Linked DNA regions of Mus musculus: regions 2 and 3 are each linked to region 1. A link is a loop called in an ENCODE intact Hi-C map of the cell type or tissue named here. Cell type or tissue: left cerebral cortex. All regions are shown on one strand. Links, peaks and the distances in the headings refer to the core of each region. The heading gives the core; the rest is flanking DNA.

The links. A loop is a pair of places that touch in the nucleus more often than their neighbours do. Peaks named below come from ENCODE experiments on the same cell type or tissue, not always from the same donor. Only the 100,000 strongest peaks of a DNase experiment are listed, where the experiment ranks them.
Region 2: it touches region 1 in a loop (4-fold over the local background); 27 of 42 quality-filtered maps call a loop at or near these places.
Region 3: it touches region 1 in a loop (3-fold over the local background); 23 of 42 quality-filtered maps call a loop at or near these places.

What each region holds. Positions count from the first base shown.
Region 1 is chr2:30,928,475-30,938,338 of GRCm38, reverse strand. It overlaps a transcript of Ptges not described here. Among named protein-coding and RNA genes, the nearest start is that of Tor1b, 20 kb to the left of the region's middle. In left cerebral cortex, for the core only: a CTCF peak has its summit at 4,060 (motif pointing right); a DNase peak (open chromatin) is centred at 4,075.
Region 2 is chr2:30,824,342-30,834,205 of GRCm38, reverse strand. Asb6 (ankyrin repeat and SOCS box-containing 6) reads left to right here and starts at 5,906. Exons shown (of 6, transcript NM_133346.2): 1 at 5,906-6,132; 2 at 7,108-7,283; 3 at 8,445-8,551; 4 at 8,646-8,754; 5 at 9,479-9,565; 6 at 9,702-9,864. The coding sequence starts at 6,020. In left cerebral cortex, for the core only: CTCF peaks have their summits at 4,675 (motif pointing right) and 5,815 (motif pointing right); DNase peaks (open chromatin) are centred at 4,699 and 5,876; H3K4me3 peaks cover 596 bases; H3K27ac peaks cover 482 bases.
Region 3 is chr2:30,435,436-30,445,299 of GRCm38, reverse strand. Ptpa (protein phosphatase 2 protein activator) reads right to left here. Exons shown (of 10, transcript NM_138748.5): 5 at 9,619-9,736; 6 at 7,631-7,730; 7 at 6,947-7,071; 8 at 5,536-5,636; 9 at 1,903-2,010. Among named protein-coding and RNA genes, the nearest start is that of Ptpa, 24 kb to the right of the region's middle. In left cerebral cortex, for the core only: a CTCF peak has its summit at 4,115 (motif pointing left); DNase peaks (open chromatin) are centred at 3,373, 4,116, 4,279 and 4,944; H3K4me3 peaks cover 1,188 bases; H3K27ac peaks cover 3,381 bases.

The DNA of each region.
Region 1 (9,864 bases), core at 2,366-6,365:
CCTAACACTTGGAATGCAGAAGTAGGAGAACCTCTATGAGGACGACAACAGGCTGGTCTACATCATGAGTTCCAGATCAACCAGAGCTACAGACAAACAAACAAAAAATTACATTTATTTACTTTATTGTGTATATGTATGGGTGTGCGTGTATGTCACAGTGCAAGTGTGGAGGTTAGAGGACAGCTTTTGGGAGTTCATTTTCCCTTTTGTGATGGCTGTTCTTGCTTGTCAACATGACTACATATGGAGTTAACTAAAACCCAGGCTGCTGAGTATACCTGTCAGGGACTTTCCTTGATTGGATAGTTTGAGGTGGGGAGAACCACCTTAAATCTGGGCCACACCTTCTGTTGGCAGTCTATTCAAAGGACATGGAAGCAGGAAACTGGCTCTTTGCTGTTTGCCCTCGCTCTCACTGCCACGTCCGTTTCCGTTTCCCCCATGGACTGAACAACTGATGGATTCTTGGACGTTGTGTTGGTGAACGGCCATTGTTGGACTAGTGTAGGCATAGTGTTGTGCACTGAGTAAAGATTATTCTTGTGTTATGCAAACGCTGATTGTCTGTCCTCACATCCTGTTTCAGTCCCGGCACAGCATTGTGCTGCTTATACCAAGAATCTACTGTCTCAAGTTTGTGTAAACAATTCTTTTTTTATTATTATTAGATATTTTCTTTATTTACATTTCAAACGCTATCCTGAAAGTTCCCTATACCCTCCCCCCGCCCTGCTCCCCTACCCACCCACTCCCACTTCTTGGCCCTGGCGTTCCCCTGTACTGGGGCATATAAAGTTTGCAAGTCCAATGGGCCTCTCTTTCCAGTGATGGTCGACTAGGCCATCTTCTGCTACATATGCAGCTAGAGACACAAGCTCTGGGGGTACTGGTTAGTTCATATTGTTCCACCTATAGGGTTGCAGACCCCTTCAGCTCCTTGGGTACTTTCTCTAGCTCCTCCATTGGGGGCCCTGTGTTCCATCCAATAGTTGACTGTGAGCATCCACTTCTGTATTTGCCAGGCACTGGCATAGCCTCACAGGAGACAGCTATACCAGGGTCCTGTCAGCAAAATCTTGCTGGCATGTGCAATAGTGTCTGGGTTTGGTGGCTGATTATGGGATGGATCCCCAGGTGGGGTAATCTCTGGATGGTCCATCCTTTCATCTTAGCTCCAAACTTTGTCTCTGTAACTCCTTCCATAGGTATTTTGTTCCCTATTCTAAGGAGGAGTGTAAACAATTCTTAACATTTATTCTCCGTCTTGTCAATAAATGCTGATCACCCAGTGACTTGGCAGAGAGAGAATAGGGTGGGTGGGACTTCCGCCAGCCAGGGGAAAGAGAGGCGGGGAGGATGGGTTGGGTTTTGAAGCCATGAGGAGGGGCTCTGGAGGAAGTCCATGGAAACACACCTGAATCCCAAAGAGCCAAACCAATAGAAATAAAATAATAACATAATACAATTTTATTATAATAAAATAATAAAAGACCATGGAAATGTGGCTGAGAGGTGCCCAGATTAGCTTAGGGATTAATATGAATTATTAGACTGCCCAGGTATTGAGCTGAGGCTTTAAAATGAATCTTGCTCTCTCTGTGTAGTTATTGGGAACCAGCTAGGATAATGACACAGCCACCAGATTAATTCAACAATTATATTTATGTTAAAATAATTCATTTTGCTGGGCGTGGTGGCGCACGCCTTTAATCCCAGCACTCGGGAGGCAGAGGCAGGCAGATTTCTGAGTTCGAGGCCAGCCTGGTCTACTAAAGTGAGTTCCAGGACAGCCAGGACTACACAGAGAAACCCTGTCTTGAAAAACCAACAAATAAATAAATGAATAATAATAATAATAATAATTCATTTTACAGACTAGTCAGATAACCGCCTGCAGGCGCTCTAACATATCCCCTTTATAATAAAAGACTTTTCTATCTTGTGGGCTCTGGGGATCTAACTGTCACTTTAGTGGCAAATGCAAGTCCCTGCTGAGGTTTGTTTCTATAGAATCTTTCCAGTTGGTTTGTTTGACACATCTCAGGTACCCTAGCCTTGAACCCAGTGTGTAGCAGAGGGTGACCTTAGTTTTCTGATCCTTCTGCCTCCACCTCCCAAACGCTGGGATGGTGGGTCTGCACCACACCTGTGCCTCTAAGGCTTGCTGGTTGTAGACGAGCCGTCTAACTGCTTTGTTGATATACAACTGAGACAATGGACTGAGCTTAGTTGAAGTGCCACACCTCAACAGAATCATTTCTAACACAAGACAATGGCTGTGACCACTCTCTAGTGGCCTCCTTCTGTCATGCTGTCCCTCCTCCATCTGTCCCCTCACAGTCCCCCCCTGTCAGTCAGTGCTCTGTTCTCTGTCACTATTGCTTTGTGTGCTTGGCATTTGACACTGTATAGGAAGAGAGTTCGGAATGGACACCAATGACCACACTGGTTAGTGAGAATTAACTTGACCCAAGCTGGAGTCATCTGGAGGAACAAACCTCAGTACAGGAAGGCCTCCATCAGATTTGCCTGTGGGCTTGTCTGTTTGGCTTTTACTGGCTTGTCAGAGGGTGGCCTTGTCATGTCCAGATTTCTATGCTGGGGATCCAAGCTCAGGACCCAGGACTATGAAGCCAGCATTTTATCCATTGAGCCATCCCCAAATCTCTTACACACACACACACACACACACACACACACTGTTTTTGAGAATAGTGTCTTACTATGTAGCTTAGGCTGATTGGAACTCTCAGAAATTCTTCTGCCTCATCCCGGAACGCATGAACTACAGGTTTGCATCACCACAGCGTGCTCAAATTTCTGATTAGTTAGTTAGTTAGTTAGTGTATGCATGTTTGCTTTGAGGCAAAGTAGCCCAGACAAGCTCTCAACTCCCTGTGTAGCCAATGATACTTTAGCCACTGAGCCATCTCTCCAGACAAACTCTAGCCATCTTTTTTGTTTGTTTGTTTGGTTTGTTTTGTTTTTTGAGACAGGGTTTCTCTGTATAGCCCTGGCTGTCCTGGAACTCACTTTGTAGACCAAACTGGCCTCGAACTCAGAAATCTGCCTGCCTCTGCCTCCCAAGTGCTGGGATTAAAGGCGTGTGCCACCCCGCCCAGTTAAACTCTAGCCATCTTGACTAGTAACTTCGACGGTCCATGAGTAGCACTGCCCACCTCCCAGAATGGATTTTAGCAGTGGACATGAACAGGCAAAAGCCTGTGGACTTCTTCCTCCAGCCTGGCTCAGGGGACACTGCTGACTTTGACCAGCTGCTGTGACCCAGGGCCATGCATGAGCAGAAAGTCATAGAACACACTACAGCACTACACTCCGATGCTGCAGGGACTCTTTGAGGCAGCATTGTACTGAGAAGGGTGGGGACAGACAGGACCTTTCTCTGGTTGTCTGGGCTAGCACTTGAATGCAAGGCTCTTGCCCCATTTCCTGCTAACCGAATGTTGCTGACGTGCAGAGGAGCCAAAGGCAGGAGCTTGACCGCGCCATCCCTGAACCCTTCCTCCTTAGGCTTTTCCAGACTCAGTCTCCAGCTTCCAGTCCTCCCCTGGGCCCAAGAACTCAGATCCTTCCTGCTGGTTTTTTTTTCCCCCCTGCATTTTTTATTCACTTGAAAGCTGAGGCCCCTGGGGTGCAAGCCCCAAACAGCCTTCTCCAGCTTTGAACCAGATCACCAGCCTGGTCCAGAGAGTCCAGATTCCATCCCTGTACTGCAGAAGGGGGACGTGTGTATGTGTGTGCTTGTGCTCCTGTGTGCACTGATGTCTGGTTGTGTCCAGTCCTTGTTGCTGCAGCTTCTGATGACAGCTTTTTTCTGCATTGGTTGGATTTGAGTTTTGCTTGCTTTGTTTTGTCCTGAGACCCTGTCAAACTCCACAGAACTCCCACAAAAATCCAACCCGAAAAGGCTGACGTCTGGCTATTCTGGCCTCTAACCTGAAGAGTGTCTCTATTAATATTTTTGTGGTTCAGGGAATGGTCTCAAAGCATCCCCTTCCACGTTCGGTCAGAAATGGTGATGCACTTCCCAGGTCTAACCACTAGATGGCAGAGCAGGCACAGTTAAGAAGAGGACTGGGCAGGAGCGATGGCTCAGTGGTTAAGAGCACTGACTGCTTTTCCAGAAGTCCTGAGTTCAATTCCCAGCAACCACATGGTGGCTCACAGCCATGTGATCTAGTGCCCTCTACTGACATGCAAGCACACATACAGGCAAAACATTGTATACATAACAAATAAATAAATCTTAAAAAAAAAAAAGACTAGGACTCTGCAGGGTGGAGGAATTCATTGTAGATTTCTACCCAAAGCCAGAGAGGCTGACAATTGGCAAGCATTAGTGGCAGGTCCTGCCCGATAGACGACAACAGCTAAGAACCCTCAACTGAAGCAGAGCCATTGGCAGATATTAACTACCTCCCCTTTGTCTTTAGAAATAACCCCCAAACCCAGTTGATATGCAGCAATAGAGAGGTCAGCGAGGGGTTCAGGAAAATCCCAGCTCCTGTCCTGACGTTGATAGCATTCCAGTCCTGCTCCCTGAATGACTCAGAGGTGCTCTGACTTGTTAGGGCTGCGACTGCTGGTGGCTCTTCTGAGATATTTTGCTGGTGTGCCTGGGTACAAAGGCTCTAGCTATCCTCGCTCTGTCCCTAATGGCTGTGCAACTCCAGGCAACTGTTTTAACCTCTCTGAACCTCCATTTTCTCATCTATAGACTAGGGGTAGTGGGATTAGCCTGTCCCCATGGTAACACAGTGTGGAATGCTGTGTATAATCCTTCTTGGTTTTTGACAGCCAGGGCCCTGCACATTCAAGACAGAACAGACTCTTAATGGCGCGCCTCCTCTTCAGTCCCATCAAACAATGGTTTGTAGTATGTAAAAAAAATAAATAAATCAGTCTACAGGGCCTGGGGAGATGGCTCCCTCAGTAAAGTCCTTGCCTTGCAAGTGAGGACCTGACTTCAGATCCCGTGCACCCACACAAGAAGCAAGAGACAGGAGTGTGCACCTCTATTCCCGGCATGGCGTGAGATAAAGAAAGGAGAGTCCCCGAGGCTCTCGGATCAGACAGCTTAGCTGACTCAGCAATCTGAGCTCCAGGTTCAATGAGAGACTTTGTCTCGAAACATAAGAGATGAGCTCAGACAGACCTATGTGTTTCAGGCCAGCCTGGTCTACAAAGAGACTTTCAGGATAGTCAGGGTTAAACAGGGAAACTCTGTCTCAAAAAACCAAAATACTACTACTATTATTACTACTACTACTAACAACAACAACAATAACAAAAATAAATGTGGAAAGTAACTGAGGAAGATAACCGATTTCTATCTATACACACACACACACACACACACACACTCACTCACTCACACAGAGACACACACGTGCACACACCCCCATTGACACGCACACTATCAGTCAATAGAACAGGCATGGTAATGTATGCTTGAGATCTGTTTAATCTACCTAGTGATTCTCTCTTGTCTCTAAAACCTTAAAATAAAAAAAGGCAAAAAAAAGCAAAGTAACAAGGAACAAAAACAAAAACAAAAACGAAAAGCAGCAACATTTCCTCCCAGCTTTGTGGCTTCATTTCCAGCCCAGTATCTCAGCTCAGCGCGAGCCTTCAGGCCTTCATGCCTGTACCAGGCCTGCCATGCCCGCAGGTTTTCCAGGGTCCATCAGCAGGAGGCTGAGCTTCTGTCAGAGGTGTTGTCATTCTTAGAAGGAGACGCTTAAGGAACCTAACATGACCATCATTTCAATAACAAAACGTGTGGTTTTAGAAACAGTGAGTCCAGTTTCCAGTGCAGAACGTTCTTGTCTGGTGTAGCATGAAGCCTCAGAACTTGGTGAACCAAAGAATCCAAGTCAAACAGAGTCTTATTTACTAAGACTGCCCCCTCCCCGCAAGGCCCAGCCGTCCTTCACAGACGGCTTATACATGTGAGTCTCCCAGCAGGCCATATGTCACTTCTGGCTGTAGGATCTCAAGAACCATGCAATGACAGAGAACCACCATTGTGACTCATGTTTGCTCTATGAAAAGTCCCACCCTCTGGAGTGGGCTTTGGCTGCTCCAGGGCATTGTTCAACCTGTGAGCCTGTGGTGGTTTGAACTAGCTTGGCCCCCATAGATTCAAGTCTTTGAATGCTGGGCCGTAGGGAGTGGCACTATTAGGAGGTGTGGCCTCATTGGAGGAAGTGTGTCATTGTGGAGGCGGGGCTTTGTGGTCATATATGTGCAAGCTGCCACTGTAGTGTGACATAGTCCTCTTCAGATCTCACTATGTTGTTAGAGCCTCATTGCCAACTGCTTGCTTGTCTTCTTTTTTTTTTTTTGTAAAGATTTATTTATTCATTATATGTAAGTACACTGTAGCGATCTTTAGACACTCCAGAAGAGGGGGTCAGATCTCATTACGGATGGTTGTGAACCACCATGTGGTTGCTGGGAATTGAACTCAAGACCTTTGGAAGAGCAGTCAGTGCTCTTAACTACTGAGCCATCTCACCAGCCCCTGCTTGCTTGCTTTTTGCTTTTTTTGTTTGTTTTGAGGTGGGGTCTCACTGTGTAGCTCAGGTTATCCTTGAACTGCTTTATGGACCAGGCTGGACACCCACTCACAAAGATCCTCCTGTCTCTGCCTCCTAAGTGCTGGGATTAAAGACATGCTCCATCACGCCCAGCTCTCAGATTCTTTTTTGTTTTGTTTTGTTTTGTTTTGTTTTGTTTTTCGAGATAGGGTTTCTCTGTGTAGCCCTGGCTGTCCTGGAACTCACTCTGTAGACCAGGCTGGCCTCGAACTCAGAAATCCGCCTGCCTCTGCCTCCCGAGTGCTGGGATTAAAGGCGTGTGCCACCATGCCCAGCCCTGCTCAAATTCTTATGTATGTACTTTTTTTTCATGTGTGTGTGTGTGTGTGTGTGTGTGTGTGTGTGTGTGTGTGGTTGCATGCGTTCATATGCAATACACATGGGCAGCAGCCCAAGGAGGCCGGAAGAGCCATCAGATTCCCCTGGAACTGCAGTTACAGGCCATTGTGAGCTGCCGTGCGGGGCTCTGGGAATCAAACCCTGGTCCTAAGCAAGAGCAGCAGGTGTTCTTAACTACTGAAGCATCTCTCTGGTCCCAGCCTCTAACTCTTTTGTACTTTTAAAAAAGATGTATTTATTTTATAACTGTGGGTGTTTTGCTGTGTGCCAGGTGAATGCAGGGCACTCACTGGCCAAGAGTGGGCGGAGCTCAGAGCTGGAGTATCTGTGAATTACATGGTGCTGACTTGGGGGCTGGAGAGATGGCTCAGTGGTTAAGAGCACCGACTGCTCTTCTTAAGGTCCTGAGTTCAAATCCCAGCAACCACATGGTGGCTCACAACCATCTGTAATGAGATCTGACACCCTCTTCTGGTGCATCTGAAGACAGCTACAGTGTACTTAGATATAATAATAAATAAATCTTTAAAAATTATTTTAAAAAAAGAAAAGAAAAAAACATGGTGCTGACTTTAAACTCTGGTCCTTTGGAAGAGCAGTTAGTGCTCTTAATCACCGGCCATTCTCCAGGTTCTTAGACTCAAAGTCTTGATCCTCCTGCTTTCACCTCTGAAGTGCTAGGGTTATGGGTTAGTGAACTCACGGTTTTAAACTGCTTCTACCACCTCTGGATGGATGGATGAGTGGGTGGATGAGTGGGTGGATGGGTGGGTGGATGGATGATGGATGGATGGGTAGATGGATGGGTCGGTGGGAGGTACTTGAAAGGATGGATAGGTGAATGAATAGATGGGTGGGCAGGTGGGTATGAATGGATAGGTGGATGCATGAATGGATAGATGATCTGTTTCAGGCTTTCCTTTCCTTTCTTTTCTTTCTTTCTTTTTCTTTTTTCTTTTCTTTTTTTTTTTTTTTTCTTTTCGAGACAGGGTTTCCTGGCTGTCCTGGAACTCACTTTGTAGACCAGGCTGGCCTCGAACTCAGAAATCCGCCTGCCGATCTCAAGTGCTGGGATTAAAGGCGTGTGCCACCACCTTTTCTGAATCATGGCCATCTCCTATTAAAAACCACATGTCCCATCAGTGCCTGTGCGAATTTGGTTAGAAGATGAGTTTTATGTTTAGAAAAGAGAAACTAGGAGGAGGAGACAGGGGAGGGGCGGGGAGGGGCAGAGAGACAGGGGAGCAGGACACCTGGACAGAGGACTCCCAAGGGAGCATAGGTGTGCAAGCCACAGACAGAGCAACTGAGGAGCGCACTCTCCTCAGCCAGACAGTGGAGTACGTCTGTCTCTGGGCCCAGGTCTGAAATCCTACCCTCAGGTGGCTGAGAGCCTAGGGAGGCCCCCGACAGGGCTGCGGTTCGGATGAGGACAGCGATTGTGCAAGAATGGACAGCCTTGCCCCAGCCTGTGTCTCCCGGCCTGAGTCATAGAGAAAGGAAGGAGACAGCGAAAAGCCCGAAGCCCCCTTGGATATCACGCCGCCAAGGCCTCCAGTGTGACGTGGTGACGTCATCACGGATGAGCTCAGCAGAGACACCTGAGGACAAGGTAAGCGGCCAGCAAGGGCTGGAGGTGGGGTGGGGAGTGTGTGAGCTCGATCTTGGAAAGGCCCCCGTGCTCCCCCTGCTGGAAGCTCAGCCTTTCCGCGACTGCTCCTCTGGGATTCTCATTTCTTTGGTTCCCTCAAGGACTTGCCCGGCTTTCCAGTTGGTGCCTGCTAGCTTTACTTCTCAAACACGCATGCTCATTGCGGGTGGAACTGGGGAGTGTTAATGGCCCGCTTCAACTACCGCCTCCAGCCAGGAGGAAGAGAGTTGTCTTCTGGGATAAAACGAAGTTCGGAAACGCAAGGCCAAGCAGTTAGTTCCCAGAGCTCCCCAATTCCCCAAGTCCCTGAGGATGGCGTTGAGGCAAGCCTTGGCGCTGTCCAGCATTCGTGTCTGGGTCCCTGGCTGTCCGTTGTACTTTGGGGTGGTAGTGTGGATGACAAAGGATGTTTTTGGGTGCCTGCTCCTTTAAGGTAGTTTTGAGAGCCCAGATTGGGAGCCAGACATTCTGGGTGGGTGAATGGGAGCTCCCAGCTGGCCCTGGAAGGAGGCAAACCAGGTGAGTCGCACACATACCTTGCTGACCAACAGCTCCATCTTCCTGGCTCTGTGGGGGATTTCATAGTCATATGTTATCCAGAGCATGTCTTGCTGGTGTGGAGCACAGTCATTGGCTGAGTCATGCCCCTCCTCCAAACTCCAGCTTCCTCATCTCCGGAGTGTGGGTAGGGCTAGGGCGTGGCTCAGTGGATAGAGCGCTGGCCTAGCATATCTGTAGCCCTGAGTTTCACCCCAGCACCTCATAAAGTGTCGCATGCTTGTAACCCTAGTACTTGGGAGGGAGAGACAGAGGTTCAAGGTCATCCTTGACCACAATGCAAGTTCAAGGGCTAGCTGGGGAGTTCTACCTGAAAAACAAAACAAACTAATAAAACCTTAAAGTGAAACCAGCCTGGTGGTACGCACCTTTAATCCAAGTCTCTCTGTCTGGTTGGTCCCTTCTCTGGTGTAGAAAGTGGCTCTTTTCTCTGCTGCTACCAACAGGCTTACAATGGTTCATACATCGCCCGTGGTGGCTTCTGTGGCCAGAACCATATCTGAGGAAGAGCCTGGTCCCAAGTGCAATGAGAGGCCTGCTGGCAGCCAGGGGCTCATCTGGTTGTCACTGAGACACTGGGCTGGGAAGGGGTGGGGTCTTGAGACACCGTGGAGTGGAGTTAGGCGATGGGGAGCCACACACACAGAATGTCTTAAAACCCTAAGGTACCCAGAGAAAGTATGGTCTCCA
Region 2 (9,864 bases), core at 2,435-6,434, 100 kb after region 1:
AAGTGGTGATTTTTATGTACCCCTGAGGATCGAACCTGGGTCCTTATGGTTGCTAGGTAAGTGCTCTCCCCACTGAGCCACAAACTCAGCCCCAGACATACACCTCTTGACTACAGTCAAACTCCAGAGCATGCCTGACTCGTGGCTCTCTCAGTTCTGCTCTCCAGTCATCTTCCTGGTTCTCTGACCCCTACCCCGTCTGTGCTGTCACAGTGTCCCTCTGGGCTTGGGTTCCAGTCCCTGCCTGCCTTGTCTCTCCCCTTCTCCATGTGTCTAAGGAAGCAGCTCCCTTCTCTGCTGAATTCTCTGTTCCAGCAGAGACATGGACTGGGGGAAAGAAGGAAACAGCAGGCCACATATTGATTCCAGATGTGGCCCTCTCCAGCAATTTAATTAAGTTCCCCAGACAGCCAGGAGAGGTTCTTAGTGATCAGATTTCCTGGCTCCCTCCTCCAGCAGCCATGGGCCCACTGTCTCCCTGACGGATGGCGACGGGTCCTTCCTGCCCTGAGTCAGCTTCGCCAACAGGGTAGGGCACAGATAACTGGTCTTCCCAGGAGCAAGTGCCCCTGGCCCCAATTTCTGTCCATCCCTCCTTCCCCTACCTCCAGGGGTCCAAGCCCTCTTGCTGGCTCTTGGCAGGCTTGGTCAGGCTCTGCTGAGCAGGCAGAGGGTGCCAGCAGGGCTCTCTCCTAAGAGAGGCCCCCCACCCACCCATACCCTGTGCTTGCCAGAGCTTCAGGCCAAGTAGGCACCAGTGAGCCTCTGTGATGGGGGAACCTCTGGGGCCAGGACTCTGAGCCACTCATCTGCCACCAACGGAGTAAGCCTCAAGTCCTCTGTGCAGTCTGACCACAGCGCAGATGGCACAGAGGTCGCGGTGACTTGGTATTTAGGCAGATCTTTTGGGGACAGGTCTGGGCCATGTTTGCCAGTTGATTACCCACACAGGGACCTGGAAGTCACAGTCTGCAAATCTGGCAGACCCTGAAGGACCCTGAGAGGAAACTAACAAATCTCCTGCTGCATCCATTGCTTGGGCGGATAGGCTTTCAAGCTGAGCAAAGGCCAGCCAGAGCCCAGGCCCACAGTCCGTGCTGTCCCCTGGCCAGGGTCCCTGGGACTCTATGTACTTCATCCCTGTTCTCCTGGGCTTCTGGGTCCCTGGGGATACAGCAGCTGGGGGAATTAAAGGCCTGTGCTTTGTTTGGAGATGCGGAAGATGCCATGGGGCAACCTCTCAATATACACATCATGGTCACAGACTGCCCACCAGGGAACTAGCCTGGGCCCAGCTCAGCTATAAGTGACCACCCCAGAGCTCCACACTGTGACCCCAAACCACAGACCATCTGCAGGGGCTAGAAGGTAGAGCAATTGAAGCTAGACTGGTGTCTCACCTTAGAGAGGGGCTCTGGGCAGATGTCCCAGGAGATGGGTAGGAAAGCTCAGTCAGCTCCCAGTGCCTCAGTTTCCCCTATGAGCCTACAAAGGGAACTTATAAATTAGGGCCCTCTGTCTCCTGCATTAGAACTGGAGCTGAGGGCTGGTGAGATGGCTCAGTGGGTAAGAGCACCCGACTGCTCTTCCGAAGGTCTGAAGTTCAAATCCCAGCAACCACATGGTGGCTCACAACCATCTGTAACAAGATCTGATGCCCTCTTCTGGAGTGTCTGAAGACAACTACAGTGTACTTACATATAATAAATAAATAAATCTTTAAAAAAAAAACTGGAGCTGAACAGGACCAACTACAGTGAACCTGCCACTCAGTGTCATAGGCCATCATAAGGGCGGGAAGTAGGAACAGAAAGGAGTGGACCAGAGGGTGGTGACCATTACAGCAGTTCAGAAATAGGCTGAGCTCATTGGCTCAGCGCCTCAGTCCCCACACATACCCAAAGACTGAGCTCAGACCCGTCCTCCATGGTGGGTGCTGTAGTGGCAGCCATGATTTTCAAATAGCTCACCTGATGGACAGTAAGGTTCCAGTTACATACAAACCCCTGAGGAAGGATGTGGAGGGAAAGCAGGGTGCGAAAAGGGGAACCACTCCCAGCTGCCCACCCAGGGCCTTCTGAGGGACAGCTGGCTAAAGACCAGTCTCCTATGGGAGCCACGAAGGACTTGGGATGGGGCCAAGGTACCACCTGTCCTGGCAGCTGCCCTCCCCAGGCCCAGGTGACAGAGCCAGTGAACGAAAATGAATTATATGTTGTGTCTGAGAAAGTGAGCCGGGGTGTGTGTACCTGTATGTGTGTGTGTGGAGGAGGTGAGAATAATTGTGAATACTCCTATGCCCTAGAATGTCCGTCCATGTGTGAGATAGTGCATGTGAGTCTGAGCAGATATAAGAACAAGAGCATGTGTGTGTGTGTGTGTGTGTGTATGTGTGTGTGCGCATGTGTATCTATGTCTGTCAGTCTGTCTGTCTTCCCAAGGATCAATGAGAAACCAGTCCACCCTCAGGCCAAGGCTACTGTGGATACTAGAGGCCTTTCTCCCTCCACAGAGCTCAGGACTGTTTGCCACCCTTGAGTCAAATGAAGGTTATCACTCCTGGCTTGGGGAACCAGGAGTTGAGGAGCACTGAGGAAGTGACCTTGGTGAGGATGTTTCTTGACAGGGTCTGGAGAGGGGAACAAGGTTGACTGAGCTGGACCAAACTTCAGCCTCAGATGCAGGAGGTGCACACAGGCTACTCCTTACCCACAGCTCTTTTCTGGCTTCAGGTCTCTTGTAGGATATATTCACTGCAGAAAAAAGCCATACAAGTCCAAAGAAGGGTAGGCCAGCGAGATGGCTCAGTGGATAAAGGAGCTTGCTGCTCAAGCTGAAGATCTGAGTTCAATCCCCAGGACCTACATGGTTGGAGGAACCAACTTCCTAAGGTCTCTGATGTGCGCGTGTGCGCACACACACACACACACACACACAGCTTTCTAGATATTGAAAGAATTTTTTTGATCTTTCTTTTTTTTTTTTTTTTAATAGAATCTCATTTGATTGTTCTGGCTGGCCTGGAACTCAATATATAGTCCAGGATGGATGTGAAAACATAGTATTCACTTGTCTCTGCCTCCTGAGTGTTGGGATTAAAGGTCATTGTTGTCATTATTGATGGACAGGTAGAGAGGCTAGCCACTTCTTCTCATGCTTGTTGACTTTTCGTCTGTGATTCACCTATGCATATCCTGTGCCTATATCCTGTAGGAAATGTTTACTGTTTTATTGATTTTTGGAAGTTCTTTATATATTAAGGTTACCTCTGTACATTATTCAGTGTAACCCCTAAACTTCCCTGGGGGAGTAAGGAGGATGCACAGACCTTTTCAGGGTCTAAGGACTGTGTTTGTCCCTCACATGGCTGAGAAGTTTTGGAGTTGGGTGCCAGGATGGAGCTTGTCTAGTCAGGCACAGAGGGAGCAGTGGTGAGGAAAAGAGAGGGAAGGGTCAGAGCTGAAGGCAGGGGCTCTGAATGACAACTTTAATGGAAGGCAGATGGAGGAAACAGGACCCCTTGCTGACAAGAGGGGTCAAGGGGCATAGGGCTTTCTAAAGACAGGAGCCTGGGTGACTGGCTGGCAGTGGAGCCTGGCTCCTCTGTGAGATGCCTAAGGGCTATGAAAGGGCAAAGGTCAGTTCCTCCCTCCTGCAAGTCTAGACCCTCTAAAGATCCAAAGCCAGAGAAGCTAAAGGGACTGTGTGAGTCCCTGGTGGCTTATATGTACCGAGGTCGGATAGACTGGCTGACAGTCTACCCTGCTGTGCTTCCTTGGGCCAGCTCTGAAACCTTGAGCCACATTCCTGCTTGTGAAAAGGAACAATCCTCTTAATCTAACGGCTTCACAGCATCAGTGTGAAGAGGGCTTAGCCCAGTGCTAGGACCCGAGGAGGGCTCCAATAAATGCAAGTTAATTCTCATGTGTTCTATGTGTATTTACACTAAGTATGCATGTATCCACACGTGCTGTATGTGTGTAGAGGTCAGAGGACAACCTGTAGGTGTCTGTTCTCTCCCTCTGCCATAGGGTCCTAAAGACTGAACTCAGGCCACAGGGCTTGGTGGCAAGCCTCCACCTCCTGAACCAGCTCAGCAGCCCAGTTCTTCTTACTCTGCCTGTCCCTTCTCTCAGACACTGGTGACATCAAGATGCCTTTCATTGGACCTCGGCCTGTGAGAGCCAGGCAAGTGATCAAGTCAGAGGTGAAGACTGGCTGGAGAGACGGATCAGCCATTAAAGGCTAGGCTAGGGGAAGATGGTGAGGCCAAGGCCAGAAGGACCACACCTAGATTCACCTGTTGCATGGGGTTTGTATTCTGCCCTCTGAGTTCCACTGAAGCTCTAGTCTGGGGACCTTCAAAGTGACCTTATTTGGAAGAAGGGTCTTGTAGATGTCAGGAGGCTAAACTACTGCTATTCTGGATCAGGGCAGCCTCCAAAGCCAAGTGCTGGAGCCACTGAGGAAAGGAGAAGTGACCTGGACAAAGGCACAGACCCAAAGCAGGAAGCCACGATGTCCAGTCTTCATGGTGCTGGGTATGGAACTCGAGGCATTCTGCTCGGTGAGCCAACTCCCAGGCCCAAAGGGGAACTTTTTTTTTTTTTTCCCCATGAATAGGGATGTTTTGCTTGCATGGCCATATGTGCATCACTTTTGTGCCTGTGCCCACAGCGTCCAGAAGAGGGCACCAGATCCCCTTGGCCTAGAGTTATGGGTGGCTGTGAGCCACTATGAGGGTGTTGGGAGCTGAACCTGGGCTGATCAAGATCTCTCCAGTAACCTGCCACCCTCCACCCGACTCCTCCCCCCTCTTGGAGATAGAGCCTCACTATGTAGTCCTGGCAGGCTAAGAACAGAACCTAGGTCCTTTGCAAGAGCAGCCAGTATTCCTAATTGCTGAGCCATCTCTCCAGCCCCTGTACAGATTTTTTCCCCATTATTCCCTTAACAACCCAATAAACAATGACCAACCTGGTGTTTACTCTGTTGGGTGCAGAGTCCCATAGAGCTGAAATAGGTCATGAGAGGAGCTGTGTACCCATTCTGTGTAAGATCCTTGGCCACTGGGTTTGGTGTCCTGGGCTATCCTGGAACCAAGCCTAGCATCCCAACACTTGAGAAGTGGAGGCAGGAAGGCTCTTGGTTAAAACAAAGAAGAAATTTTGTTCCAAGCCAGTAACTCTATGGCAGATGGCAGGTGCCAAGCAGAGAGAACACAAGCCCCCATAAGGGATTGGAGCTACACCTATGATGGTGCAGCCTCAGGACCATTGACACCTCCCCATAACTGACCTTTTTAGAGTCATCAGGGCCTTGCCGCAGGACTCAAAGTTGCAGCCACTCAAATTTGCGTAGGGGGACGCTACCTGGTACAGTCCTTTCTGCTATGTCAAAGCTTCCTCCTGCTCAGGGTCTAGGCAAGTGATATTATGCCAATTTTCCAGATCAGGACATGAAGGTTCACAGAGTCCCTCCAGTGAAAAGTGGGAAAAGTGGGCAGCCTGTTTGGCTAGGCGTCAAGGGACAGAGAATAAGGAACTGCCCCCAGCGTCTGTGGGGAAGAGTTGGGGTGCAAGATCCTCATTACGCCACTTGGTCTACACAGTGGAGAAACTGAGGTGGTTGCAGCCTTTCCTTAGAGAGTGGCCAAAGTCAAGTAGGCTGCAGAAAGTAGTGTTCAGGCTCCGAATAGGGCCTGTGTCACCTCGGATTGGAGCCAGTCAGTAGCGGGGCCGCATGCCCCGTCGGAGCTCAGACGCCCTTCAGCGGCCTCGCGGGGAATTTCAGTGCGGGGCGGAGCCGGACAGTGATGATCGCCGCGAGGTCCTCCCCGGCGGCAGGGGGCAGTGTGACTCACATGCTCCCTCAAAGGCCCGCACGGACCGGAAGTAGGAGTGGTAGGATAACTTCCGGTGCGGAACTGGGGCCTGGGAGGATTGCTCACCGGCGCGGGGTCTGAACCGGTAGATCGGGAGGTGGTGGCCTGTGGGTGTCGGAACACGCGGCCGACGCCATGCCGTTCTTGCACGGCTTCCGCAGGATCATCTTTGAGTACCAGCCCCTAGTGGACGCCATCCTTGGCGCCCTGGGCATCCAGGATCTGGAGCGGCAGGAGCCCCTGGATGAGTAAGTCGCTGCGGTCCTCTGTGGTTGTCGCAGCGGGAGTGGGAGCTGCGTGGCCGCGAGCTCGAGCTCCAGCCTGAGGCGGGCTCGGAGTGTCTTGTAGGGCAGAAGACCCGGGCCTCTGCTGCCTGTGCATGGATGCTGGAGACGTCCTGGCTGGGGCCGACCGGACTTTCGGCAGACAGCAGGCCTCTCCGAGAGCCTCTGGGGAAGCAAGCCGGTGTGGTCCGTGTGCCCTGTGCAGACCTCCTTGGGTACTCGGAGCGCTACGCCTTCGGAGTGCTTGTGCTACAGAGACAAGCGAGCACCCAGACCGGCATCGCGGTCTGAGATGCAGAGTAGGGTGGGGCAGAGGAGCTAGCAGTCTCACCAAGGATGTCTTTTCTAAACCACATCAGCCCTTTCCTCTGCGGCCTACTCTGTAAATGCAGTGCCAGGCGTTTTTAAGAACTCGGAGGCGGGGCCGCAGGGCTGCACAACAAGGCGCTACTGCCCTCCTTTGGCGGAGCCCAGCATATTTAGGAGGGCTGCCCCAGATAAGCGTTTTGTGTCCGGGCGTTGGTCAGATCTTAGGGCCCACCTGTTGCAAGAGGTCTGGTGGGTGAGATTAGGGCGAAGAGCAAGTAAGGCGCGTCGTGGCCAGGTGACTCTGAAGGTGGTGTTTGGGCCGTTGTCAGAGCTGGGGTAACATATGGAACAGCGTCCAGGCCCAAGATGCACTTAGTAGGTAGTTTTGTCTAGGAAGGGTGAGAGCTTTAGGGCTACCCTCAAGGTGGTGTGAGAGAAGATGGGGCAGAGCCAGCACTTTGACAGCATGCTGAAGGATGGCTTTGAAATCACTTAATGCTTTTGACCAAGAAAGAGTTGTGCCCCACAGAGCATGCGCAGCTTGTGTGGATGCTTGTGAAAGGGCACACAGGCTAGGGCCACTGGCCCCCGTGAGTTCCCACTTTCTCTGTTCTGCCTCTTGGTGCACAGTTCTGCTTCCAGCGAGGAGAGCCGGATCCTGGTCCTCACGGAGCTGCTGGAGCAGAAGGCTCACTCTCCATTCTACCAGGAAGGCGTGAGCAATGCGTTGCTGAAGATGGCTGAGCTGGGCCTGACCCGGGCAGCTGCTGTCCTTCTGCAGAGTGGGGCCAACCTCAATTTCGAAGGTCAGCAGCATCCTGAGGATGGGGGTGGGGTGAGGAGGACTAGGCAGCCAGGCCCAGCCACTGCTTTTCCTCCGGTCTTTGGGGTGACTTCCCTTGTTCTTTTCCTGTGGGTGTCTTTCTGGGGGCTCTTAGCGCCTCTACTCCCACATCTTCCAGATCAATCCTTCTACCATGTAGAGAATACACTGGCAATGCCCAGAGCTAAGGGCAGGTGATTTCTCTGCTCTGAGCTGTCCTGCAGGTTTTGCTCTGGCCCTAGAGGTGGGAAGATAAGCCACACTGGGCATCTGTTACAGCAGGCTGCATAGGTTCTTTACGCATCAGGAATGATGAAGGGCCAGCCACCTGTCCTGCCATTGGCTGTCACCCCTAGGAGGTAGGAGACAGGTAGGGCTGCCTATGAGCTTGTGGGGGTCAGTGCTGACCCCCACACAGGCCTTCATGCCTTTCATTGGAAAACAGGCTCAGAGACTACAGGGAACTTGGGAATCCTACAAGCTACAGATGTTGGGGAGGGGGGGTTATTCCAAAACCCATCCACATTATGGTCAAAGGGCCTGGCTGTGTGATACATGCAGAAGGCTGAGGCAGAAGGATCTCTAGCGACCTTGTGCTACCTAGCAAGGTCAGGGCTGCCAGAGCAAGGTAGTAGGGACCCTGGCTCAAGAAAACAAAGGCTGGCCTAGAGAGATGGCTCAGAGTGTTAAAAGCACTGACTGCTCTTCCATAGGTCCTGAGTTCAATTCCCAGCAACCACATGGTGGCTCACAACCATCTGTAATGGGATTTGGTGTCTTCTTCTGGACAGTTACAGTACACCCATATAAATAAAATAAATCTTTACAAAACAAAACAAAACAAAGGCTGGCTGTGCTAAGCTGGAGCATGAAGCCACACTGCATTCTCCTCAGGAACAGCCCTGAGGGGGAAATAAGCAGAAAGGAGCCGATACAGATGAGCTGTAGCCTACAGGAACACACCAGGACAATGCAGATAAGCTGTAGCCTATGGGAACACACCAGGACAAGGCAGATATGCTGTAGCCTATGGGAACACACAAGGACTTGATCTACACACCTGAGAAAGGGGTGCTGGGGCGAGGCTCTGAGGCTAGGTCCCGAACCTTCAAGAACAGACTAACCTGAACTTCTTTGCCTTCAGACCCTGTTACCTACTACACAGCCCTGCACATTGCTGTCCTGAGAAACCAGCCTGACATGGTTGAGCTGCTGGTGCGCCACGGGGCTGACATCAACAGGAGGGACCGGGTAAGGGCCAGCTCCAGGCTTGGGCATGTTTGGTAAGTTTACCAAGGAGCCTTGCAGGCTCCGGGCAACATAGCTGCTGTCCCCTTTGGCTCAGATCCATGAGAGCAGCCCCTTGGATCTGGCCAGCGAGGAACCCGAACGCCTGCCCTGCCTGCAGCGCCTCTTGGATCTTGGAGCAGATGTCAATGCAGCTGACAAGAATGGTAAGAGAGACGCTGAGAGGTTAAGAGCACTGCTGCGGGCTGGAGAGATGGCTCAACGGGTAAAAGCACTGACTGCTCTTCTGAAGGTCATGAGTTCAAATCCCAGCAACCATATGGTGGCTCACAACCACCCGTAACAAGATCTGATGCCCTCTTCTGGTGTGTCTTAAAAAATCTTAAAAAAAGAGCACTGCTGATCTTGCAGAGGATCCGGCTCAGTTCCCAGCACCCACAGGGCAGCTCACAACTGTCTGTAAATGTAGTGTCAGGGGATCTCGAGACCTCATAGCGCACACAAACATACATCATGCAGGCAAAGCACTCATACATAAAATAATAAAACTTAAGTGCTGGGGTGGAGGGCTGGCCATCCCTGGGGCTGGACACCTGTTAAGGGTTCAGAAAAGACAGGCCAAGTGCCTGGGTGCTGGCCCCAGTCGATGGCATGGCCACACCTGGCATACGGGCAGAGGGTGGCAATTTGCCTGAGTCCAGCACCCAGCGACTCTGGAGAGAGTGTGGTCACTGTCTGCACACTGCCCCAGGAAGCATCTTTAAGAGGTGAGTATACCCAGCGTCTGTGTGTGGATGCAGGCGGGTCTTAACCTTGCTTGGCCCTCTTATTCCTGTTTTTGTGTGGATGAAATCAAGCCAGCCGCTCTTCCCTCGGCCTGAGAATCCTGCTTCCACCCTCCTCTGGGCCTCACCTCCCTCCTCTTTGTAGGGAAGACAGCTTTACTTCACGCCCTGGCCAGCAGCGATGGTGTGCAGATCCACAACACAGAAAACATCCGGCTCCTCCTGGAGGGAGGTGAGGTTCCCTGTCTGTCCATAGCTGTGGCTGCTGCTCCTCACCCCCCCCCCCCAACACACACACACACACATCTACACCATTGTCTGGTAAGGGCTGCTGGTCACCTCTCATTTCTGTTCCCATGGCTCTTCAGGGGCAGACGTCAAGGCCACCACCAAGGATGGGGACACTGTATTCACCTGCATCATCTTCCTGCTCGGTGAGACTGTCTGTGGGGACAAGGAGGAGGCCCCGATGATCAACCGCTTCTGCTTCCAAGTCACGCAGCTCTTGCTGGCCCACGGTGCCGACCCCAG
Region 3 (9,864 bases), core at 2,344-6,343, 490 kb after region 1:
GGGGCTTTGCTCCCAGCAATTCTGCCCAGCAACTGAACCTGGGCTTTAGAAACGTGGCACCTCCTGGCCCAGCAGAGTCCAGGCTGGGTAGTTGGAGAAAATAAGTCCAGATACGGTGATAGCCTTCCTTATAGAAATAGCCCCATCATACAAGGCCCAGAAAGCCCCTGATACTTCTCTTCAAAAAATCAGGTCAGGGAACTTGACAGCTAATTGCATATCCTGAGGCTGCTTAATGCCAGGCCTGAGCAGACCCCTATTGGCAGCTCAGGGGTCTTCCCAGCGGATGGAGCACTGGGCCTCTCCTGGGCCCTATTCCCAGGGACTAGAGCTTAAGAGCACCAGTATGAACTGGGTATACCACCTAGAGGTGGTGGCGCACGCCTTTAATCCCAGCACTCCGGAGGCAGAAGCAGGTAGATTTCTGAGTTCGAGGACAGCCTGGTCTACAAAGTGAGTTCCAGGACAGCCAGGGTTATACAGAGAAACCCTGTCTCCAAAAACAAAACAAAAAAGAACTAGGTGCTACAAAGCCTCATGCTCATGCCTGTCAACAAGTTGCAGAATTACCCTACAAATCCATCCTGGCAAGGGGAGGGTCAGCTCCCACTTACTGCATACACCCAGTGAGATGCACCTGTCCAGTCTTTAGTCACACAACACATCCTGTCAGTCAATAACTGCAGGGACACCTAGCATTTAGGACTTAAGGTTTAGGTGGTGGCTTCCAAGGCCTGTGTGTTGTAACACCACCATCTTGTACCTTATCTGCTCCTCCCTCAGCCTGCAGAGCTTCTGCCTCTGAAAGGGGGACAGGGTCAGGGGTGGGTGGGGGGCAGGGTAGCTGGCCTTCCTCTTAGAAGGCTGAATCAATCCAGGTTTGGAGACATGGGGTGACATATACCTCCATGCTGACATTCCAGCAGCAGGACAGTCTTCCCTGTGTTTCCTGCTAGAAACCAGAAGTAAGGCCGAGGAGACAGGACCAAGGGAACGCCGGGGCACTAGAGCTGGCCTGCAGAGCAGGAAGAGGTCTGGAATGGCCCCCCAGATGAGAGAGGGATGTGGGCTGAAGCCTAAACACAGGATGTGAAGTCTAGAGAAAGAGGATCCAGGAAAGAACAGAAAAAGCTGGCCAGGCCCAAGCCCAAGCTTGGCAGACCATGTTCTATTAACCCCTTCGAGGCCAGTGGGAAGCATCTTTACTACCAAAGCCAGCTGACCCTTCCTCGGTGTCCCTCCTCTGATGATAGATGGGGTGAGCTCTGGGCTCTCATAAGAGATGGGATAATGGTCAAGAATCAGAGAGGGGCTGCTCCAGGGCAACACTGAGGTTGTGAGTACCAGCGCTGGGGTGGGAGGTGGGGTGGGCTGGGGTGGGGGGAGACATGTTTGGGTCTCATGGCCCAAGAGGCACTGCACAAAAAGGCCAGTCAAGTAGCTTCAGATACTGGAGGGGCCAGGTAGAAAGATGTTCTCCCTCTTTCTGTGGAGAGTACGGGACGCCCTAGGAAAGCAGGCACCTTACAGCAGGGGGACCCAGCCCAAGGTCCTTCCCAGCAGCAGAGTCGTGAGCTGGAAGCAGAAAAGACCACCTACTCCATTTCCCATGCTTGATGTCCTAGTCACTTTGGGAAACACTAAAGCTATTGAGAGGCCTCAGGCCATTTGACAGGTACAAAGAGAGCCCCTAACCTCTCCAGCAGCTTAGGCTGTTTTAATCCCTAAGCTATGAAGAAATCAGCTGGGCCTCTGCCCATCCATCAGGTTCTGAGGTCCCCAAGTTTCAGACAGCTGGCCTCAGAGCCCGAGCAAACAATGTGATGAAGAATCAGAAGTCATGAGCTCACCCTCAGGACCAAGCGCCATCAGGGGCAGGCAGGATGGCCAGCCCCCACTCACCTCTGCCTTATACATTCGAATGAGGCCCTGGTTCACTTTAGACCAGGAGGGGACAGCACTGATGTTCCACAGCTGGTTGGAGTGTTCCGCAAAGGGGCCAGTCTTCATCTGGAAAAGAAGTCCAGGAACTAGAGAGGCAGTATGCAGGCGTGCACACACACAGACACGCACATGCACGCACACACACACCACAGCCTTGACCTACAAGGCCTGTTGAAAAAACAGAACTTCTCTCATCTACAGCCTCTGCTTACCTCTTTCACACAGACAAAACAGAGGCTCCATCCCAATGTCTATCAAATTTAGCAACCCAGGAAGAGACCATCCCTACCCTAAGAAAGTAGAATGTGTTCCTATGCAGACACACTGTAGGTGCGTGGTCTAGACCTGCCTGGAGGACAGGAAAGGGGCTGTGGACAGGCCCTGATGGATCTGGTCCTCTGAGACAGAGACAGAGATAGAGGGAGGCTCCAGATCAGTACAGGAGGGAAGTTTGTTTAACAAGGTCAAGAGTAGGGCAGAAAAAGCCACAGCAACAAGACGAGCAGGCACATGGATAGTCCATCAGTGCTCAAACTCTGACTGCAGGAAGGCAGAGCACTACTGCAGTCCAGTGCAGTCCCGGGGCATCAGAGCCTCGGCTGGGGCACAGGAATAGGGAAGCCTATGTCCCAAGTGCATCCTGCCAGTGAGAGTGCAAGGCCAGTCCATTTGTATTTACTAGCCATGCAGCCTGGCACGCCCTCCTCACTCCCTCCCCAGGTTACAGGCAGCATTTATTTTGGGGAACAGGGCTCAGAGGACAGCCCCATACTACACAGAAAGACTCTGAAAGGCTCTGTGAGCCTGGCAAAGTTTACAGTGCCCTCAGCTTCCGAGATGTATCCCAACACTCCTGCAAAGACTCCACCGTCAATCTCTCTACTTCCTTGCCCCAATTCTGCACACTTGCAGGCTGGAACTATGAAACAGGGTCCCCTACAGACCCCTGAGTGAATGACCACCTGCTTTGTCTCACAGCAGGTGCTCCAGGCTGGCTCAGCAAGGACCCTGCCTGGGGGACCAGCCTTGCTCACTAACAAGGGACATTCAAAACGGGCTGTCTGGCAGGCTGCAGAGCTAGAGGCAGGCCCAAGTTGTGTAGCTCAGTTATGTCCCTAGAGAGGCCACTTCACCCTCAAGGCCTTCAGGGCCTCAGGTCCCAAGTCCTTCAGAAGGAGGTTCTGCGACTCAAGAGAAAGGAAAAAAAATGAGGGAGAAAAGAAATTGGGGGTGAGAAGACGCCCCCAAAAAATCAGCTCATTCTAGCCACAAAGGGAGAAGAGAAAGAGCGAGAACAAGCAAGCAACTGCAGTCCCGCAGTGACCCCAGGGGAATCGTGTGAGTCAGAGCAGCCATATTGAGCAGGAAATTACTCACAGACGCTGCGTTCCTGCCTCTCCACTCCCCAGAGAATCGGCCTTTTGTAAATGGTTCCTCTGTCAGTAACTGGGGGGATGGGCAGGGTGGGGGAGGCTCAGCACAGCGCCTTCCTGTCAGCTCCTTCCCTTCCAGCTGAAATCTGATCCCTCCCTTCCCAAAACTCCAAATTTAGAAGCCAGATTGAAACTGAAATTCTTTTCCTGCCTGCCCTTGGCTCTTAAAGGCGCCAGGGCTACATTTCCTGAAGCAGTTGGAGCCCCGCAAGGTGGGCTTCCTCCGCTGTCACATCCAGTACTACTAGCAAAGCGGTCCTGACACAAGACCCAGCAAAGAGAAGTGGTTTCCTTCCCAACTTCCTTGGGTTTTGTTTGAGCAGTAAAGACTGCAGGTCTCCCTGACCAAAAGCCCTGAACACCCTGTAGGCTTCTGTGCCCTCTGGGTGAGACTGCTCACTTCCTGATGGGGGTTATAAGTAAAAACTGCCAACTTCATCAAGTAGGGGTGGGGAATATCTATACATCTGTATCCATTTCTCTGTCTGTTTAGCTGTCTATCTGTGAACAGCAGCAGCAGCAGAGCGCTACAACTGCCCAACCCAGGCAGGCAGCATGCCCTTGCCACCACAGTGCCTAGCAACCAACCAGAGCTTGACTGACCCAAGAGCCTGGAACCAAGAGAAAACCAAGCCTAGCAGAGAAGGTGCACAACCACTAAAAAGCTCCCCTCCCACTTCCTACCTCTGTTACTGAAGCCACCAGAGTTCAGTGCACTTTAGCGCCTCCTTGTGGTTATTTGGACTACCGTCTATGGGGTCCTCCATTCCAAACTTTGGAAAAGGTTTTGGGGTTTTATATCAGCCGAAACAAACACACACACTAAATCTTAGCATGGAATCCATCGATCTCCAGTCCCTGAAGCCCAGTCTCGCTAGCCTCCTTGTTAGAATTATTGACAGGGACGCAAGGGGCTTGGCCAGCCGCCAGAGGAAGCAGTAACAGCTCAGGCTTTGGCCTCAAGCAGCAAGCTCTGCAGAATCTGAAGCTCCTTCCCATTCAGCCCTAGCTCTCACCCTAGATCCTCCCTAGCCCCTCGCTGCACGCTCAAGTCCTGCAAAGCTATCTTTCAAGGCAGTGAGCCAGGCTGCCCCCAGTCCTTCTGACCTTGAGCCTGCCACACTGCTGAAGGCAGCATTATCTCCAAGAACCAAGTAGTGGCCGCCCAGCCGTCAGTCCCTGCTCCATTTGCTGACTTGGAAAAAAATGTGTCATTCCCCTCTGGCCCCTGGAGCTTGGCACAACCCTGAGGCAAATGCTGACCAGAAAGAACCTAGAGTCAAGGCTGCTAACCAGGCTTTTCCCTGCTCAGAGGCTCAGAACAGGGAGCCAAGAGAGTAGCATCCAGTCGGGAGACCACATGTAATTCCACAGGGCAAACATGCAGGAGGCACAGAAAGAGAAGCCAGGACCCTGTGAACTTGGGGTGAGACTTGATAGGTATAGGCAGAGAGAATGACAAGTTCTAACACCTCCCAGAATCAAGGCCCTGAGACTCTGGGTCCCTTGATGAGCTCCTGGCTCTTGTCCACAAGATTCTGAGAGGGAAAGCTGACATGGGCCCAAAGCCAAGAGTTTTCAGAGTCCGTGGGCTACCTTGGGGAGTGTTCCAGCACTATACTGTAGGGAATCCTGCCTCGGTGAGACAAGTACTTCCAGTTAGGGAATGTGCTGAGTAGTATGGGCCCAGTGACTGCCACCACAGGTGATGTTGGACCCAGTGACTGCCACCACAGGCTGCTTGTTTTCACCTCTCGAACACTGCTGAGGTACAGAGAGACAGAACTACTCCCAGCACTGCAGCTCCTCTAGGGATTTCAACCTGAGTCCATAACCTCTAACTTGATTGCACCCTAACACATTGCATGGCACCCTCTTAGGCCTGCTGCGGGTCACCAAGTCTAACTAACAACTACAATTTAACCCCTCAGCCCAAGAACCCCATGGGAGCTGAGTATGGTGGCTGATTTTCTAATCCCAAGCAGTCGGAGGCGGAAGCAGGAAGACTGTCATGAATTTAAGGCCAGCTTGGGCAGCAGAGTAAAGCTCCAACTCAAACCTAACAATGAGAGTCCTCCTGGTTCTGGAAGAAGGCTGGCGGCTGGGCAAGAGGGCCCAGTTGCCAAGGCTGCCTAACAGAGGCTGGCATGGCTCTCACCTCAGTGATGAACAGGATGCACTGGAGAAACATGTAGTCCTTGTGGTTCTCGCTCACCGCCTTCTCATCCACGAAATGTCTGGGCTCCAGGTGGGGGTGGTCTGGGAAAAGTAGAGGCCTGGGCTTCAGAACAGCCCTGACCCAGCCTGAGCACAAGGTGCCTACCTCAGACAGTTTACAACTATTGAGATGGCATGGTAGCACAGAGCTATGGTAGAGTCTCTGCACAAAGATCACAATGGGACTGAGAAATCCTTGTCACCTAGCGAGGCGCTTGCTCACTGTACACAGTTAGTCACCATGCATGTACCCGTGGTGATAAGGGTGCACACAAACCTGATGTGCTACCAATCAGCAGAGATGACAAACACACCTGAGCATCCTGTAACCATGACAACAGCTCTGCACCTGGTTTGTCAGCAGCACCAACCTCTGCTGTTTAAGCACCATTACCTACCTTAAAAGTTACCTCAGCTGGGTGTGGTGATAGATACCTTTACTGCCAACATACAGAGATAGGTGAGTTCCAGGCTAGCCAGGAAAAATAAAAGTCCCTCTAGTGGAGCTAACCACACATTCGCTGTGTCAGAAAGGCATCATGGTGTGGAAGCACACACCACAGTGCTAGGTATCCTCTGCAGTGTCTGAGAAGACTGTGGTTAAAGTGGCTAGGATGGCAAGTTCTCAGCTATTTATTAGGTATCTGTGAGTACTAGTTAGCAGCAGTTCACTCTTCATGGAACTAAAGTGACCAGCAACCCTGTCCAATGGCAGATCCCAAGATGCTGATCATGCCTGGATAATCCTCTTCTGTAAGGAGCAGATAGAGCAGACTGGGAAGCACACAGGACTCAGCACTTGGCAGCAACTCGCCTAAACACACACACACACACACACACACACCCTGCACAGAGTTCCATCCTAACTGAATGACACTGATGATCACAAATCACAAGAGGCCCTAGTTTTCATTGTCAAGCCCACAGCTGCTGCCAGGAGCAGGAGCCGGATGCACTCACCTGTCTGTCCTACAGCAGGCCATGCACTCACCTGTCTGTCCTGCAGCAGGCCATGCACTCACCTGTCTGTCTGTCCTGCAGCAGGCCATGCACTCACCTGTCTGTCTGTCCTGCAGCAGGCCATGCACTCACCTGTCTGTCCTGCAGCAGGCCATGCGGCCCTGGTTCCTGCTTCCCCACTTCCTGCTCTCTTGGTGGCATCCCACCCTTACCTCCTCTAGCTGGCCACACTGGCTCACAGCATTAGGTCCACAGTACATAACCTCCATCACTAGCTGGGCTAAGCTGGTCTAATGTCCTGCTCAACAAGCTGTCATTGTGTGTCCTGGGCAGGAGGGGAACACAGCTGCACCCATTGGGTACGAGGTGGAGATGTGACCACTCACTAGTACCTATGAGCTGTGAGCTGCCCCAGATGAAGGGCAGGAACTGGAAGTCATCCAGACCCCATACGCCCTGGCTGCCTGCAGGCTCCATCCTGTATGTCTTCTGCAACTTCCGCATAACCTCAAGATACCTGTGTTGAAGGGGCAGGGAGAAAGGAGAGAGAAAGGTGAGAATGACATTTCTTCAGCACACAAAGGGTACGGAGAATGTGAGGCTGAAAGAGCCAACAGGCTTTCCTCTCCCCTCAGACGTCTTCTGTCAGGGAGAGGGACAAAACAGCACATGGAGACCAGGCTCAGTGTCATCAACCCTGGCAGCCTGTCACAGCCTGGGCAGGGGTCCCTCTCTCTAGTTTCAGGTGCCACGGGAAAGCGGGTGAGGTCCCTGGTGTCAGAAATCACAAGCTGTGCACATGGGTCACCTGCAGAACTGGAGGTGTGCCAACACCAGGACAGCAGTGTGCCCTAGGGGCTGCCCAGCTCAGAGCAGGTCCCTGTACACCTGTGCCACCCAGAGAGGTCCACAGTCTTTGGTGGACTATGATGTCAGCAGATGCCTGGCTGTTTCCTCTTCTATAAGAGGCAGGCAGTGTTACTGCATAAGGTTGTATAAATTAGCCTCAGAACAGCGCCTGTATGTGATGAACACCAGGAACCACATGCCATCTCCTCCACTCCACGGTGACTCACCTATCAAACACCTTGAAGACAATAGCCACCTGGTCGTCCACCCGGAGTACACCAATCTTGCAGAGACAACAGAGGAAAGCAGCAAAGGCAGCCTCATGCCCTGGGGAAGAAAATGGCCCAAGCTGACATCTTCTAGAAGGCCCCCCGCACCCAACTCCCTTGAGCAGGAAGGCCCATACTGAGGTAGAGACCTCCTCCCAGTCCAGAAGACCTGAGCCTTTCAACAAGCACAAGCACTGGCACTCTTCCTGAGGGGCCTGAGGCGACTTCCTGCACAGGCACCTGCACCTTACTTTATGGGTTTGACCAATTAGAAACCCCAGCTTATTGAGCACCTACTATTTGGGCAGACACTGTCCATGCTGGATCCCAGTAACAAATGAGTCCTTGCCTCAAAGAGCTCATGATTAGTCAGAGACCACAGACATTAAATATTAAATATATAGTTACTACTTTGAGTTTAGCTATTTGGGAGACAAGTGGGTAACTGAGGCACATCCTAGGGGGACCCTAATTTCAGAGTTCAAGGTTTTCTCCTAAGGAAATAATGTTTAAAATAAAAGAGGAACGGGAGGTGGCCAGCACAAAGGAGAGTAGGAAATCATTTTAGCCAGAAGCAACAGCACACAAAGGCCACAGTAAGTAGTCAGTGTGCCTCCAGCAGAGGGCACAGAAGGCGGCTCTGACCAGATGGATGTGAACAGCCATGCTAAGAGCTTGCGTGAGCCCTGATGAGGGATCACGAGGGAGGAGGACCCTCCTCTCCTAGTCATACCCAGCAGCAGTCAGCTCTGCACAGAGCACTGGCTAGACCCTAGATCCTGTTCCTTATGTAGTAAGACAACTGGAGGGAGGTGCAGCCAGGTGTTTCAAGCGACCTCTGCAGACCAGACAGCTGCCAGATATGGATGCACACACGCTCAATTATGGTCACCTATAAATTTCCGAATGGGGTTCTGGAGAGATGGCTCAGCGGTTAAGAGCACTGACTGTTCTTCCAGAGGCCCTGAGTTCAAATCCCAGCAACCACATGGTGGCTCACAACCACCCCTAAAGAGGCCCTCACTTATAATAAATAAATAAACAAATAAACAAATGAAACTAAGCTAAAATAAATAAATAAATAAATTTCCAAATGACAGCCAGGCTACCCCATGCCCCAGAACTCTTTTCCTAGTTGGGCATTAATCAAAGCTCCCCATATCCCAGAGTCTCAGAACTGTTGTCAGCAGCAAGAGGAACAGAGGACAAAGTTCTCCAAGGCTCTGCCTCCAGGCACGCCTTCCCCAGGGCTTGCTGACACTCGTGCGCCCTCTAGCTCTCCTTCCCAACCAAGCGGGAGACAGCACATCTCTCAAATGCCTACTTTAGTGAAAAGAGGAAAGGAAGCCCTTATCACAATGGGTCTCCTGGACTATGGAGGCTATCTCAACCTAGAGACCACGTCTCTTTAAAGTCCCTGCAACAGCTTAGCCAAAATGGATGACAGAGCCAAAGATCATCAGCACAAAGAAAATGGCTGAGAGACAAGAGAGGTGAGGAGAGAGTGGGCTATCAAAGGTTTTTCTTCTCTAGGCATCTGCCCTTAGTAAGTGCTCAATAAACTATCTCTAGAGTGATGAGGCATCTAAATAGAAGCCAGCTTCACCAAGAACAGAAACCAACTCTCAGCAGTGTCGTGCCTGTGGCAATAGCACCACCTGGTGGCATAAGATAGAGCCAGCAGTCACTATCCCTCCCAACAACACTGCTGAAACCCATACATTCCCACACCCATACACCCATACACCCTACACATACACACACACACACACACACACACACACACACACACACACACACACACCCCTCCCTACTTCTCAGGGGCCTGACAAACTGTTGCTTTCTCAGAGACCCCCCAAGACTGTGTGGAGCATAGAGAAAGCAGCTCAGGCAACATGAAGAAAGCAGCAAGGTCCCCATCACCCAGAGCCCTCAGCAGCAGATACCTGTGCCATAGTCAATTCGTGTGGAGTTCCCCACAGCCTCCTTCAGGTAAACTGCCACTTCAGGCACAGCAGCAGCCAGGTGGGTGGGGACCACTGTGGCCACCAAGTTTTCTGCTTCCTGATAACATAAGAGACACACAGTGGTGGCAGCAGATTAGGCAGCACCTGGGTGAGCAGGCAGCCACTGGGAAGCATCTGCCTGGGGTCCAGGCATCGAGGCTCGCCTGCTTCCCAGTTCTGAGAAGC